Regions from separate parts of the Mus musculus genome. Here regions 1 and 2 are each linked to region 3. Evidence: chromatin loops called from intact Hi-C (ENCODE). Cell type or tissue: heart. All regions are shown on one strand.

What was found. Hi-C counts contacts between places; a loop is a spot of excess contacts. Peaks named below come from ENCODE experiments on the same cell type or tissue, not always from the same donor. Only the 100,000 strongest peaks of a DNase experiment are listed, where the experiment ranks them.
Region 1: a loop joins it to region 3, with 2.9 times the contacts of the local background. A loop is called at or near these places in 7 of 42 quality-filtered maps.
Region 2: it touches region 3 in a loop (3-fold over the local background); 11 of 42 quality-filtered maps call a loop at or near these places.

What each region holds. Positions count from the first base shown.
Region 1 is chr14:79,478,927-79,483,926 of GRCm38, forward strand. It overlaps Wbp4 (WW domain binding protein 4), which reads right to left and starts at 2,342. Exons shown (of 10, transcript NM_018765.3): 1 at 2,005-2,342; 2 at 1,447-1,519. The coding sequence starts at 2,006. Elf1 (E74-like factor 1) reads left to right here and starts at 2,268. Exons shown (of 9, transcript NM_007920.4): 1 at 2,268-2,711. n-TEttc4 (a tRNA gene) reads left to right here and starts at 2,742; the gene lies at 2,742-2,813. In heart, CTCF peaks have their summits at 1,880 and 2,079; DNase peaks (open chromatin) are centred at 2,155, 2,645, 3,495 and 4,305; H3K4me3 peaks cover 4,131 bases; H3K27ac peaks cover 3,699 bases.
Region 2 is chr14:79,585,018-79,590,017 of GRCm38, forward strand. Sugt1 (SGT1, suppressor of G2 allele of SKP1 (S. cerevisiae)) reads left to right here and starts at 2,643. Exons shown (of 13, transcript NM_026474.6): 1 at 2,643-2,849; 2 at 2,937-2,994. The coding sequence starts at 2,812. In heart, no CTCF peak of the experiment used is centred here; DNase peaks (open chromatin) are centred at 2,254 and 2,664; H3K4me3 peaks cover 2,808 bases; H3K27ac peaks cover 1,911 bases.
Region 3 is chr14:79,391,781-79,396,780 of GRCm38, forward strand. No RefSeq gene overlaps it. Among named protein-coding and RNA genes, the nearest start is that of Mtrf1, 3.5 kb to the right of the region's middle. In heart, a CTCF peak has its summit at 2,964 (motif pointing right); no DNase peak of the experiment used is centred here.

The sequences.
Region 1 (5,000 bases), 87 kb after region 3:
AAGATAATTTATTTTCATAACTCATTAAAGTTATTTTATTGCATAGGTACCTCCTGGGATATTTTTTTCAATTTATGTGGTTTTAAAATCTCATGGCAGTTTTGGTAGGGATTAGCCTAAGCCAAATAAAATATGCACAATCTTTAGCACCTACTAGCAAAGCCAAAGGGAAGAGCAAAACTCCTCTCAAAGCCTAAGATGATTTAGTAGTGTGTAATGGCAGACTGTAGCACAAAATATGGCATCATTCCGTGGTGTACAATAGTTCTGCCAAGTAATACGTTATGTATATGCAAGACACTATAGGGTTTGCTTTTTCAAGACAGGATCTCTCTGCGTAGATCTGGCTGTCCTTGAACTCACTCTGTAGAACAAGCGGCCCTTGAGCTCGGAGATCTGCTTAATAGCCTCTGGATACTGGGATTAAAGATGGGAACCACCTCTGCCCTTGCTGACCCTGTAGTTTTTCAAAACGTATTTTCTGGGTCTACGCCCCTGTGAGTGTGTAAGGACATGAGCATAGCCGCTAATGGAGGTCAGAAGAGGCTGTCGGACACCCTGAAACTGGAGTTACAGGTAGTGTCGAACTGCCATGTGGGTACTGGGAACTGAACCTCAACCCTCTGCAAGAGCAGGAGTTGTTACTGACTGTGAAGCCATCTCTCCAGTCCCCATAGCCCACAGCTTTTGATACAGTAGCTTGTCTGATTGTAGAATGTCTAAGAGGGAAGAAAGCCAGCTGACGTCTTACTTTATGCTTTAAAAGTTGGATCTAAGTGGTGGTGCACACCTTTAATCCCAGCACTCCGCGAGGTCAGCCTGGTCTACAATAGCCTGAGTTTCAGGACAGCCAGGGCTATACAGAGAAACCCTGTCTTGAAAAACAAAAAAACAAACAAACAAACAAAAAGTTGGATCTAGGAGTCTAGCCATGGTACACACCTTTTTTGCCAGCACTTGGGAAGCAAAGCCAAGTAGATCTCTGTGGGCTGCGGGCTAGCCTGGTCTACAGAGTGAGTTGCTGTCTGGAAACCCTGTCTTGAAAAATCACCGCCCCCAACCCCCTTGCAAAAATAGTGGGCTCAAGGCTTTCAGCATAAGGTATATTACAGCTGCTCCCTTTGTATCTCACCAGGGAATAATGCTGTTCTCCTTCCTGTGGAGAACAGGAAAAACTACAATATTCCTTTTTAAGGGGCAGGTATTCCATAAACAAGATTATCCCACTCACTGTCCATTTCCTCAAAGTCCCCAGAAATAATTTGGCCTTAAAATCAAAGTCAGATTGATGAAAAGGAGAAGGCTATAGCTTTCATAAGAGGAATCAAACAAAAGAAACCTTTTTAGGTTTTGAAGAATAAAGAGCACTATACACGAAAGTGGCTTATACACACTAAAGTCAAAAAAACAACACATCACGTGAATATTTTAATAAAAATTTCATACAGGCCTATTGTCTGCTATCCAGCACTTGCAGTAATCACAGAATTTCTTTGGTTGTGACTTCCAGTAGTCGGCCCTGAAAAGATAAAAACAACTCTAAGCTTATCCAAAAATTGAAAGGAATTTTTACAGTTGTTAAAAAATGGGATATAAGGCTGTTTTCGGACTTCTGTCTTAGCAAAGCAGTTGTATTATTTATGTAAAGCTAAAGTCCGTGGAAAACTGCTCTCCGGTGAAGGTAAATCACACTGCACCGAGATGAAGAAGTCTCAAAGTATTTCTCTTTCCCGTGCCCTTCTAGCTAATTCATTCGTTCTGGGGACGCGAGGCTGGGAAAAGCCCCTGGACGTCTGAGGCCGCAGCGCCACCCCGGCCCCGGGCCCGGGCCCCGGCGGGCGGGCGGGGGCGGCACCCGAGTCCCCGGCTCCTGCCTAGAGGGCGGCCGCGTCTCCGAGAGAACCGGCCCCGCAGGTCGGGCGGCCCCGGGCGAGCGGAGGGGCGGGAGGAGGCCACTCGCGGGCGCCTGGCGGCGCAAGCCCGACCCGACCCGACCCGACTCACATGACGGCGGCAGCTCCGCGGGCAGCCCGCGATCCCGCTCACTGATGTCCGCCGGTGGCTCAAGCCAGGACCTCTCGGTCTCGGCGTCCCCCCCGGGTACGGCGTTTCCACGGGTGGACTACGGCGGCCGCGACGGCCCAACCCGCGCGCGCGGTTGTCACCGCCTCTTCCCCTCCCCCACGGGGCGGTACTCGCGGCGCCTGAGAGGTGGGGTCGGTATAAAGGGGTTGAGGTCACCCAGAAGGGACGAAAGCGCGACGGGACCGGAGCCGCGGGCCCCGAGCGTCCGACCCAGGCTCCATCCCGCGGTCCTCACGCCTCCCGGGATCCAGAACCTCCACTCCCGAGCTGGCTCGCAGCCGAGAGGCTCGATCGCCTCCCCCCAGCCCCGGCCGCACGCCGCCGTTCCCACAGCCGGCGCCGCCCTCGGCTTTGCCGGCTTGCCCGCCCGCTCTGTGACCGGGGAGCAGCCCGGGACCTGACGGCTGAGAAAGAAAGGCGCAGCCGCCCGTTCCGGGAGCGCACGGGGCGCCCGGCTTCGGCTCAGAACTTTCCAGGGGCGCGCACCGGCCCCGCTCCTCCCCCCCGCCACGCCCGCGCGCTCCGCCGGGCTCGTGCCCGCGCGTGGGGCAGCGGCCGCGGGGGCGGCTTCGGCGGCGCGAGTTGCAGCAGAGTGGCTGAGTGGTAGCGGCGCTGACGCTAGTCAGGTGGGTCACAGCAGTGCTTGTAGCAGCACTTCCCATATGGTCTAGCGGTTAGGATTCCTGGTTTTCACCCAGGCGGCCCGGGTTCGACTCCCGGTATGGGAACAGTGTCACTTTTTGCTCTAGTTGAGTTTACTTGCTTAGTGGCTCTGGCTGACTTCTGCAGCCGTGTTCGGGGTGAGTTTGGGAGCAGGCAGTGTAGTTGCTCCCGTGGATGGGAGCTTGGCTCTCGGAGGCCGGAGGAGCGCGGCGGCCGCTCTCGGGCCCGCTGCGAGAGGAGTTTCGCTTTCCCCGCGGCTGTACCCCGCCCTCAGCCCGTACTTTTCCAGGCGCTCGGGAGGTGATGATTAACTTGGGCCTCGCCTTATCTCCCCCCGCCCGGGTGCCCCCTCGGCCCACACCCTGCTCCGCCGCCCCCTTCCTACTCGGCGGGCCGGGGCGTGCCCGCTGCGCTCCAGTTACTGTCAACAGCGGCTGGAGACCACCCCGCTGCTCCCTATCGCCAGACCCCCGCCGATCCCTTGTCGCCGGCTGGGCTCTAGGACCCCCGCCGCGTGCACCCGAGCCCGGTCCACCGCTCCCCCCCCCCCCCAGCAACCCTCGCCTCAAGGCTTTTGCAGAATGTCTCTTATTTTCCTTCTAACTCCCCTTTCCTCTTCAAACACACGGCAAACTGCGGAGAAGAAAAATACCACTGGGATGAGATGTCTTGAAAGAACAGAGCCGGCTTTCCCGGAGGCTGTTTGGAGCGTCACTGATTTAAAAAAAAAAAAAAATCATGGGATGGAGGTGGAGCTTGGAAGACAGAAAATTAGCCCGGAGACTGGGGAGGGGATGTTACAACAAAGTTGCACTGTACTTTTAAATATAGAAGCCCTGTGTTTATTACAAAGAAGCGGCCCAGCTGTGTCAGCAGCCTGAGCGCCGTACACGAAACAAAAGCGTTATCATAAATGCAAGTTGAAATTAGAAAATTGGGGCAGCTGTAATGTTTAGTCTGTTGGGCCTTTGGGCACAAATAAGGAAAAACTGACTCCGGCGGATGAGTTTCTGGTCAAAACCATTACTGAGCAGAAGTTTTGGTTGTTTGTGTGTTCCCAACAATATTTTATAGCCTTAACTGGCACAGCTGAGTTTGAAAATAGCTGTTAATGTGATCTATGCGATTAGGGATTAATGAGCCTTTCCTCGTAAAAATTAAACCTAGAAAACTCCTTTAGCGAATATTTAAAACATTAACACAAGTCCTTATGCATGTCAGGTTCCCCACCCCCCACCTCCAGATGTTTTGAGGTGCCTGCTGAACAGCAGGCGCTTTAGGTAGGTGGGTAGTGGCTGGATAGAATCCCTTTGGCCTCCAGTCCTTAGCTATGGGATCGTGCGAAGGTCTTTGACCTGAGTGTAGTGGTGTCTTCTAGCTTTAGAGCCGTAAGCGTGTCACCATCATTATATTACTACGATAGTTTCTCCGTGTGGCTCGAGATAGCCTAGAACTCACTAGGAGCCGGAGCTGCTGAGGTTTATGGTCCTCCTGCTTCTGCCTCTCAGCAGTGGGCCTGAGGGTAAGGTGAGTCTGTTCAGACCTCATCTCAGTCTCACGTACCCCAGGGTAGCCTCAAAGTCTCTGCGGTGATGAAGATCTCCTTTGCTCTTGCACCTCCTGCCTCTTCAGTGCTCAGGTCACAGGCTTATGGCACCAGACTCGATTTTTTTTTTTAAGTTAATTACAATTCCTTATGTTTATGAATGTTTGCCTTCCTGTGTGCCACCTGTGTGCCTGGTGCCCAGGGAGGTCAGAACAGGCCAGATCCTGGAAATTGGAGCAATGGGTGGTTGTGGGCCTCCCTATTTGGGTGCTGGGGAATCAAGCCTTCATTTCCGCAGGAGCAACAAATGCTTCGAACCTCTCGAGCAGCCGCCTAGGTTCTCCAGAGCAGCACATTCTCCACAGAGTGTAGATAGGTTAGAACCAGGCACTTTGTTCTAGATTTGGAAGAAAGGACTCCTATCCCTGCTTTGTTTAATTTTTGCAAGTATTTGACCGGTGCTGAATAAAGCCTGTGTTATCATAGATGGAAGAGTAAGTGATCGCCGGTGGGCATACTGCATGTTTGGGGTGAGTTTAGGACAGTGGTACGGTGAGAGCATTCCTCCCCAAGATGTCCTCTGTCTAGCTCTGGGCCAGGTGGGGAACAGGCAGGCAGGGTCCGAGTTACACACAATTGTTCCTAGAGGTGGGGTGGAGATTTGGCTCAGGGAAGGGCAAGAATAGAGAGTGTTTGCCCTGCACCT
Region 2 (5,000 bases), 190 kb after region 3:
GAATAAAGCAATGAAGTTGCCATCAAGTTTAAGGGGAAATGATTTTTTTTTTTCAGTAAGTGGGGTTGGGTTAGTTGGTATCTGTATGGAGAATAAAATAATGGACTTTTATCCCTTGTTATACTTTCAAAAAAGTTGTCAGAGTAAACAATAGACTTAAATGTGGAAAGTGAGCGATCTAAAAGAAATGTTTCAAGAGCCTTTGAGTAGAGAGAGTCTTACACATGGCACAAAAGAAATGATTATAAACTGAAGAAGAACGAAGACCAAAGTGTGGACACTTTGCCCCTTCTTAGAATTGGAAACAATCACCCATGGAAGGAGTTACAGGACAAAGTTTGGAGCTGAGACAAAAGGATGGACCATCTAGAGACTGCCATATCCAGGGATCCATCCCATAATTAGCCTCCAAACGCTGACACCATTGCATACACTAGCAAGCGTTTGCTGAAAGGACCCTGATATAGCTGTCTCTTGTGAGACTAGGCCGGGGCCTAGCAAACACATAAGTGGATGCTCACAGTCAGCTATTGGATGGATCACAGGGCCCCCAATGGAGGAGCTAGAGAAAGTATCCAAGGAGCTAAAGAGATCTGCAACCCTGTAGGTGCAACAACATTATGAACTAACCAGTACCCCAGAGCTCTTGACTCTAGCTCCATATGTATCAAAAGATGGTCTAGTTGGCCATCACTGGAAAGAGAGGCCCATTGGACACGCAAACTTTATATGCCCCAGTACAGGGGAACGCCAGGGCCAAAAAGTGGGAATGGGTGTGTAGGGGAGTGGGGGGGAGGGTATGGGGGACTTTTGGGATAGCATTGGAAATGTAACTGAGGAAAATACGTAATAAAAATATTTTTAAAAAAGAAATGATTATAAATTGATCTGTGTGAAAACTTGTTTCAGACGATATTAAGAGATGCCAACTGGCACAAGGTGTCTGCAATAAATGCATCCAAGAAGGAAGTCACACCCAGCCATGCAAAGAACTGCAAACGGAACAAAACTAACATTTCCTTTAAAGACATTATGCAGAAGACACTCCTCATCGTTATGCATCTGTTCTTTTACAGTCTAGTTTCTGCAGGGTTCACAGAAACGGAAAACAACCTTGAATGGAAAGATCCAAAACGATGCTCTCTACCTTCCCTTACAGATCTGCTTAGCTTCAGTTTAGTTGAGCTAATTTGATCTTCTCAGTACTTACTAAAACCTGAAACCTGCACCTCTTTGAGTTTAGTGGCCAGCTGGCCCTGGTCTGCCTCAAGTGTCTCTCCCACCTACTTCTCCTTTCCCACAAGTGGATTCAGATTCCTTTCTGGGACCTGTTATCTTCTATCAGCCCTTCCCCGCCCCGGCTCGACCCCCCCCCCCCTTCAAACAACCCATTTACAATACAGATGGGATATACCTACAGGTGGCAAATGTGTTACACTTTAAACTTTGTAGTATTCCACACTTCCATCTCTTGATGACCCCATACATACTTAAATCTTTGTAACCTCCGTTTCTCCATCTTGAATATGGGCTCAAGTTTCTCTGTATTTTCAAACGTCCTCCCACCGTTATTTTTTGCATCTGCAAGGGGTGATTGATTGGTAGGTTGAGGTTGTAACAAAAAATTATAATACCCACGATAGCTAGCAAGCACAACTAGGCGTTTGGCCAGTATGGAAAACGTGCTAGAAAAGTGGGGAAGACAAAACTTAGGTCTTTTAAAGTTAGAACTCAGAAAAGTGGGCGAGTTTAACAGTGGGGATATGTACACAAATGCCTGAACTGTAATTTCTTTTTCTTCGTGGACTGTCATGTTTCCAGACTGAGGTCTTATATATATCTTGTTTGAGGAAGCCAACGACCACTTCAATCATTTCACCTACTAAAACAGACTTGGTAAAACGAGTTACTGAGCGTTATCAAGAGCTTTTAAATCAAGTTTGGTGAACCTATAACTGCCACTCCCTCCTGTTGCCCCTTACCACTCAGTTTCAAAGAATTCGCAGGAAACTTCCTAGTGTGATGTTTGGCTCTAAGGACGGCGGGGGACGGGGGGCTTACTGGTTACTTAGAACACAAAGCAGCAATAAGACCATTAGCTATAGGTCACTTTCATCCACGCGGTGCTTGTGAAACAGGCTTTTCTTGGTTTGGAAAGCCGACTTAGGAAGGAAGCTTGGGGTGTGGAGCTCTGGCATCTGGCAGGCCCTCCGGAAAACTCCGTCCTCCATGCCGGTAACGTGACTTCCGGCGAGCCAGGCCGTCCGGGTTCTCCACGGAGAGAGTCATGCGAACTGATGCGCCATCCCGGGCTCTGCTGCCGGAAAAGACCTGGCTGCCACGAGTGACGTCACGCACAACTTGGCCGCCGGCGGTAGCCATGATGAAAACCGGAGTAAACGGAGCTTAACGTGACACTCCTTAGCGAAGCCAGAACTACCTCCCGACGGATCCCCAGTACCTTACAGTGGGCTCCGAGACAATATTTCAAAGCTTACAAGCCATGCCGGATCCCCCACGGGCGTACGGCGGGGCGCGGGACTCACGGCCACGCCCTCGGGGCGGGGGCTTGGCTGCGTCACGGGTAGGGGCGGGGCCGGAGAGCGTTTCCTCCTCTTTCCCAGCCGGCCCCGCGCCTACCTGCCCACCCTTCGCCTCCTTTTCCGCGGCTGCATGCTGCGCGACCGCTGATTGGCTACGGAGGACGGAAGCTCAGTTGGGGTTTCTTTAGAAGTTTTCCCTTCCTGGGCGGCGGCGGAGCTGGTAACCAAGGTAGAAACGCTCAGGCAGAAGCTTTCTTGACTCCTAGGGATGGCGGCAGCTGCAGCAGGACCTGCATCGTCCCAGCGGTGCGTGATTTTCTTCACCTTTGCTGTTTGTCTTTCTATTCTTTCCTTGATTAGAGAGACCTGCTGAAGTCGTTGTTTTCTTGGCAGGCTTTTCCAGAGCTTCTCAGATGCTCTGATCGACGGGGATCCCCAGGCAGCATTAGAGGTGAGTGAGCTCACTGGGACTGTTGGGTCCCTACAGACCCCTCCTCTTCCCGGCATTACCTTCGTGGGAGCAAAGCTACAATGTATCTAAGTCCCAAAATTAAGATACTTAATCTCTTTGTCTCCTTAATACCTTTGCCATAGATCTTGCCCTTCCTCTCCACAAGCTCCCGATGAGGGCACCTCCCTCCCATTTATTTCTTGGAAACATAGTTACTGTCTGTGGTTGCACTTATAATGGCATTTATGATCAAGGAAAAGGCGAAAATAGGGCTTGATGTATCAATTTTTTACTTTAACAGTTATGTTTGCCCTTATATGTCAGGTACTGTTAAGTGTCCTTAATTAAATTTACTAAAGAACATTTTCCCTCTGTGCCTTCCACTTTACAGATGACTGTGGTTGTTCTTTATACAGTTGTTTATAAAACCGCGCTTTTTATCTAGGCTGGCCTTAAACTTTGGATCCTGCGAGTTCTTGGGATGTATCAGTAAATAAACCCTGCCTACATTTTAGTATTATATGATTTGCTTTTGGGCCATTTCAGGTGAAGTCTAGAACAAACTAGCTTTGTACGGATGTTTCTTAGGAGCGCTGGCTGGACTCCAGAGAGTTATCGGCACATGTCAAGTATGGTGGTACAGGCCTGTAATCCTGGTACTCAGGCGGTGAATGCCCTAGGGTCAGAAATTCAAGGTCATCCTCAGCTACTTTGTGAGTTGAGGCTAGCCTGGGATGTGTGAAATTCTTCCCGACACTTCAGAGCTCCCCCGCTGGAAAAAAGGAAACATTTTTATGTTTTGAGCCTTAGAGAAATCACTTTTGTAGAGACTAGCAGACTAGGATAGCTACATTGTTGTTTTAATGTTACAAGCTCCGCTTTGTATTCTTAGGTCTACAGAGTGATCATGAGGTTTGATAGCGCGGTATTAGAGAGCCTGCTGGTGTTGGCGCACACCTTTAATCCCAGTGCTTGGGCGGCAGAAGCAGGTGGATCTCTTGAGTTTGAGGCCCACCTGGTCTACCATGAGAGTTCCAGTATGGCCAGAATTACACAGAGAAACCCTGTCTCAAAAGAAACAAAACAACAAAAATCAAGGCATTAGTGACTTTGAGATTAGGGCTACAGACGCAAGTATCTTTATATTTTCTGCCAAAGGAAATTAAAACCCGAATTGAGAGTAGGGGGAAGGACTGAAAAAGGAGAAGGAAATGAATAATTATTAAAAGGTTATTGAGTGCTGGCTACAGATCTAGGCTGCCCCCAAAGCCCTAATAATTGGCAGATGCTGCCCCTTCTAATGTGTTCCATGCAATTCTCTACAGCCCCTTGGCTACCTCACATTCTGGACTTTACTAGTTTCTTCTATTTGAATGAAAATGGGTACCAATGAAGCATGGGTACAAGGGTAAGAAGTTTATTTTAAACTGCCAAGGCTGTCTCTGAGGAGAGCAGCAAGATGCGGGGTGGGGGGATGTAGGGGGGTATACGTGTGTGTGTGTGTGTGTGTGTGTGTGTGTGTGTGTGTGTAAGATCTTCTGGGTTATATGGAAGCCATACCTGGGCCTGTGGGCTGGGTTAGGGGGTGGGGGACTTGTGAGTATGGAATAAGGAAGTGTGGAGGCTACCATTGACCTTGACACGCCAATGAGAACCACAGAGATATGTTAATGTATCCCTTTTGCCAGAGATGAGGGGAAAACTTAGCACATAGGAACTATTTCAGACTGGGGAAAGGGATTTCTTGGCGGGCTTGGGGGTGGGGTGGGGTTGGGGACGACGACTGACATTGTTTCTGGTCCTGCTTGGTTTTACTCTGTTCATGGTACAGTAGCCAGCATGACAGTTGGATCATGTCACTCTCCTACTAGAACTTTCCATGTCCTTCCCTCGAAATGAAGGTCCAAACAATTTCTTTCCAATGCCCATCAGGGTGCCTGGTGCAGTGGATATCTTGGAACTCTTTTTCTTTTTGTAGAGCTACACTGTTTGAGGTGCATCTGCTT
Region 3 (5,000 bases):
AGAAGCTACAGGAATCGGGAAATGGCACATCCTATAAAGTTCATTCTCCAGAACCCTTTTGCTTGTTTTGTTTTTCAGAGACAGGGTTTCTCTGTGTACCCTTCGCTGTCCTGGAACTCACTCTGTAGACCAGGCTAACCTCAAACTCAGAAATCTGCCTACCTCTGCCTCCCTAAAGCTGGGATCAAAGGCGTGCGCCACCACTGTCTAACATGGAAGGTGACTCAAGATAGGGTTGCCCGTGTCAATCACTTGCCAGAGATAACTATAGGTAATAATTCTACATAAGACACCACATTGACAGATGCAATGTTTGCTTTCAGGTGAACTTCATCCTATGCCCCCCACTCCGTCCCCTATGTTTGAGAGGGTTTGATCTTCTTTTGTTTTGTTTTGTTTTGTTTTGTCTTGAGAGAGGGTTTCTCTGTCTAGCCTTGGCTGTCCTGAAAATTGCTCTGTAGACCAGGCTGGACCCAAACTTTTAGAGATCTGCCTGCCTCTGCCTCCCAAGTGCTGGGATTAAAGGCATGTGCCACGGATGCTTGGCCTGAAACAACATTTTTGTTTCTTGAGTTTTTTTTTTGTTCATTTGTTTGGGTTGTTTGTTTGTTTGTTTGTTTGTTTGTTTTTAAAGAAGAAAAAGAAGCCAGCAGTGCTGAAGAGTAGACTCAGTCAAATATTCTAGCTCTTCCAGAGTTCCCAGCACTTGACAACCCCCTCTATACCCAGAGGACCTAATGATTACTCCTAGCCTCTGTGCATTCTCTCTCTCTCTCCTCTCTCCTCTCTCTCTCTCTCTCTCTCTCTCTCTCTCTCTCTCCCCACACACACTACAATTAAAAATAAAATAAATCTTTTTTAAAAAGAAAAAAAAAATACATGGTGGCACACACTTGTAGTTTCAGTCTGGAAAGTTGAGAACAAATCCTCCAGGCTATCTGGTGAGCTCTGTCCTAGTAAAAGACCCTGTCTCAAAAACCAAGGTGGACAGCTCCTGACTTATTTACACTTAAGGTTGCTCTCTGACCTCCACACACATGTACACACAGGTACACCCACTTGTACACATGTACATATATACGCATACCTTAGTTGTCTAGGCTATGGTGGGGTAAAACAGGAGAGCAAGAATTCAAAACAAAACAAAATAAAAAACCTCCACAGGGCTGGAGAGATGGCTCAGTGGTTAAAAGCACTGGCTCCTCTTCCAGGGGACCTGAGTTCAAATTCCAGCAACCACATGGTGGCTCATAAATGTCTGTAATGAGCCGGGCGTGGTGACACATGCCTTTAATCCCAGCACTTGGGAGGCAGAGGCAGGCGAATTTCTGAGTTCGAGGCCAGCCTGGTCTACAAAGTGAGTTCCAGGACAGCCAGAGCTATACAGAGAAACCCTGTCTCAAAAAAAAACAAACAAACAAAAAAATGTCTGTATTGGGGTCTGGTGCCCTCTTTCTGGTGTGTCTGAAAAGAGCAATGGTGGTGTACTCACATGCATAAAATAAATAAATAAATCTTAAAACAAAACAAAACCTCCACTATCTGTGCTGTGGCAATTCCAAGCCCAAACCTTAGACTGTATAACAGATATAATGTCTGCACAAACAGAAAGCCTAAATGAGCCAGCAGCTGTCATTTTATTACTGCCTTCCTGTTTTGTCTGGAACAAAAGTTATTTCTACCTTTCAACAGGAAATGGAGTTATAACATCGTTGTGATCTGCTGTACAGCAGGGTTATATGAATGTAATGCTTAGTCATTTCAAAGCCAAAGCTAAAAGAGAAGTGCTATGCAAATCAAAATGCAGTGTTTCTCAGAAAGAAAGCCAAATTCTGATTGGAAGCACCTGGGATTTCTAGCTAAACATCCCTTCCTGGCACTTTAGACAGGCTGTGCCTCCTTTAGAATCATGCATTAAGTAAAATAACAGTACAACCACATACCTCTTTTATATAACTAGCTGACACAGTAAAATCTAGGAGTTTGCTGTTATTCCCACAACCCATATAACCATGCGATTGAAGGCTGTGGTGGTTTGAATGAAACTACTTCTGTGAACTCACGTATTGGAATGCTTGGTCCCAGCTGATGGAACTGTTGGGGAAGGATTAGGAGATGTGGTCTTGTTGGAGGAGGTGTGTTACTGTCGCTGGGGGTAAGGGGAAGAGGCTTTGAGGTTTCAAAATACCACATCATTCCCAGTTAGCTCCCACTCCATCTCTAATTATTGTCTCAACATGTAAGTAAACTCTCAGCTACTGCTCCATCCCTGTGCCTGCCTATCTGCATCCATCCTCCCCAACATAGACTCACCCTCAGAGGGGTATATTCTAGAAGGAGAGATACTAGAATGCTGGCACCTCCCCTCACCACTTTGTTTCCCAGTTCTTATAAGGTAAACAGACTTAACACCGTGTTCTGCCTTGCCAAAGGTCCCAACGCAAGATGTCCAGGAACTGAAACTTTGACAACTATGAAGAAATTATTTCCTTTTTTGTTTTGTTTGAAGTTTTGGGTTATTTGTTTGTTTGAGGGTTTTGTTGTGGTTATTGGTGGTAGTGGTTTGGTATTTTTGTTTTTGTTTTTGTTTGTTTGTTTGTTTTTAGAGACAGGGTTTCTCCATATAGCCCTAGCTGTCCTGGAACTCACTCTGTAGACTAGGCTGCCCTCAAACTCACTGAGATCCACCTGCCTCTGCCTCCCAGGTGCTGGGATAAAAGGCATGTACCACCACACCTTGTAACACATTTAAAAAAAAAAAAGATTTATTTTATTTATATGAGTACATTGCAGCTGTCTTCAGACATACCAGAAGAGGGTATCAGATCCTATTACAGATGGTTGTGAGCCACCATGTGATTGCCAGAAATTGAACTCAGGACCTTTGGAAGTGCTCTTAACCTCTGAGTCATCTCTAACCTAACACATTTTTTAAAAAGTATGTGCAGTGCCCATGGAAGACAGAAGAGGGCACCAGATTCCCTGGAACTGGGGTTATAGATGATGTGAGGCATCATATAGGTGCTAGGGCTGCAGTCCATTTTCTGTAAGAGCATCAAGTGCTCAAAAGTACTGATCCATCCCTCCAGCCCCAACATAGTTGATAGAGAATGGTTTGCTAAGCTTTAAACATCCTCTTTCAAGCTGAGTTGGGATGCTTGTTTGTAAACCCAGATCTTTGGTGGATAAATGCAGGAGGAACAGAAGTTCAAGGCCATTCTTGACTATACTAGCAAGTTTAGGGACAGCATGGGCTACGTGAGACTCTATCTCAAATATCAACTAAATAAATATGCCTTTTCAATTACATTGTGTTAAGATCTCTTTCTGGGGCTGGCGAGATGGCTTAGTGGGTAAGAGCACTGACTGCTCTTCCAAAGGTCCTGAGTTCAAATCCCAGCAACCACATGATGGCTCACAACCACCCATAATAAGATCTGACACCCTCTTCTGGTGTGTCTGAAGACAGCTACAGTGTACTTATTTATAACAATAAAGAAATCTTTTTTAAAAAGTCTCTTTCTGCATTAATTATCATGCACATGCTACATTGTTTTCTTTGTTTAAAATGTTGGCAAATAAAGCACCGTACTTAAAACTAAATATAACTTAGCTTCAGAATTCTTTTTATATTGAGAGATAGCACAAAGTACATAAAGATTAATTTATATTTTAAAAATGTTCTACATAGGGCTGGAGAGATGGCTCAGTGGTTAAGAGCACTGACTGCTCTTCCAGAGGTCCTGAGTTCAAATCCCAGCAACCACATGGTGGCTCACAAACATCTGTAATGGGATCTGATGCCCTCTTTTGGAGTGTCTGAAGACAGTGACAATGTAGGTACATCTAATAAATAAATCTTAAAAAAAAAGTTGTTCTACATATTCATCAGTCTAGTCAAGCTTTCATAACAAAATACCATAGGCTGGTGGTTCAAATTCCTCGTGGTTTGGAGACCAGGAAGTCCTCATCTTAAACAACAAGGTGAGTTTTGCCTGTTAGCTTATAGGTGGCTACTTTCTGCTTACATGTCTGTTTTGTATGGCAATTTTTCTAACTGACTCTCACAGGTTTTTCTCTGACTTCCATTTGAGTGTGCAAACACACTAAAATTAATATTTTTATTATTTTTGAATTGTGTGTGTGTGTCTGTGTGGATGTGTGCATGTGTGTATGGATGCTTATGGAGGCACAAGACATTGGATCCTCTGGAGCTGGGCTTAGATGCCGTTGTAAACGACCTACTGCGGGTCCTGGGAACTGAACTCAGGTCCCCTGGAAGACCAGTAAGTGCTCTCAACATGTGAGCCATGTCTCCAGCCCCTAATTTTGTTTTTTTGAGAGACACATTTTGTAGTGGCCTTAAGCTAACTATATAGACTTCTGAGTCTCCTGCCTCTACTTCTCAAATGTGACCTGCCTCACAATTCCTGGCAGGAATTCTTAAGTTTTTTATGTATTCAAGTGGGCTTGAGTCTTTAGAGACAGGAACTCACCATTGCCCAGGTAGGTCTGGTACTCTGTAGCCCAAGATGGCCACTAGCCTCCTATCTCAGCTCCTGTGTGGTCGGATTTCAGGTGTGAGCCATCATGCTTGCCTCCTTAGATGCATTATGCTTTAGTTTTCTCTTCTGCAAATGGGTTTTTAAGATCATTATAGAGCCGGGCGTGGTGGTACATGCCTTTAATCCCAGCACTTGGGAGGCAGGGACAGGCAGATTTCTGCGTTTGAGGTCAGCCTGGTCTACAAAGTGAGTTCCAGGACAGCCAGGGCTACACAGAGAAACCCTGTCTCGAAAAAAGAAAAAGAGTATTATGGAACTATATGAACTAATAGGTTTAAAGCATTCAAACTAGTGACTAGTATATAGTAGGCAGAAGTAACTACCTTGAAGTGCATACTAGTAAATGTTAAATATTATTTTGTTGTATGTTGGTTTCTATCTTTTTCTCTCTTTCCACCATTTTTACTCACCCCTCCCTATTTGTGTTTGTTTTTG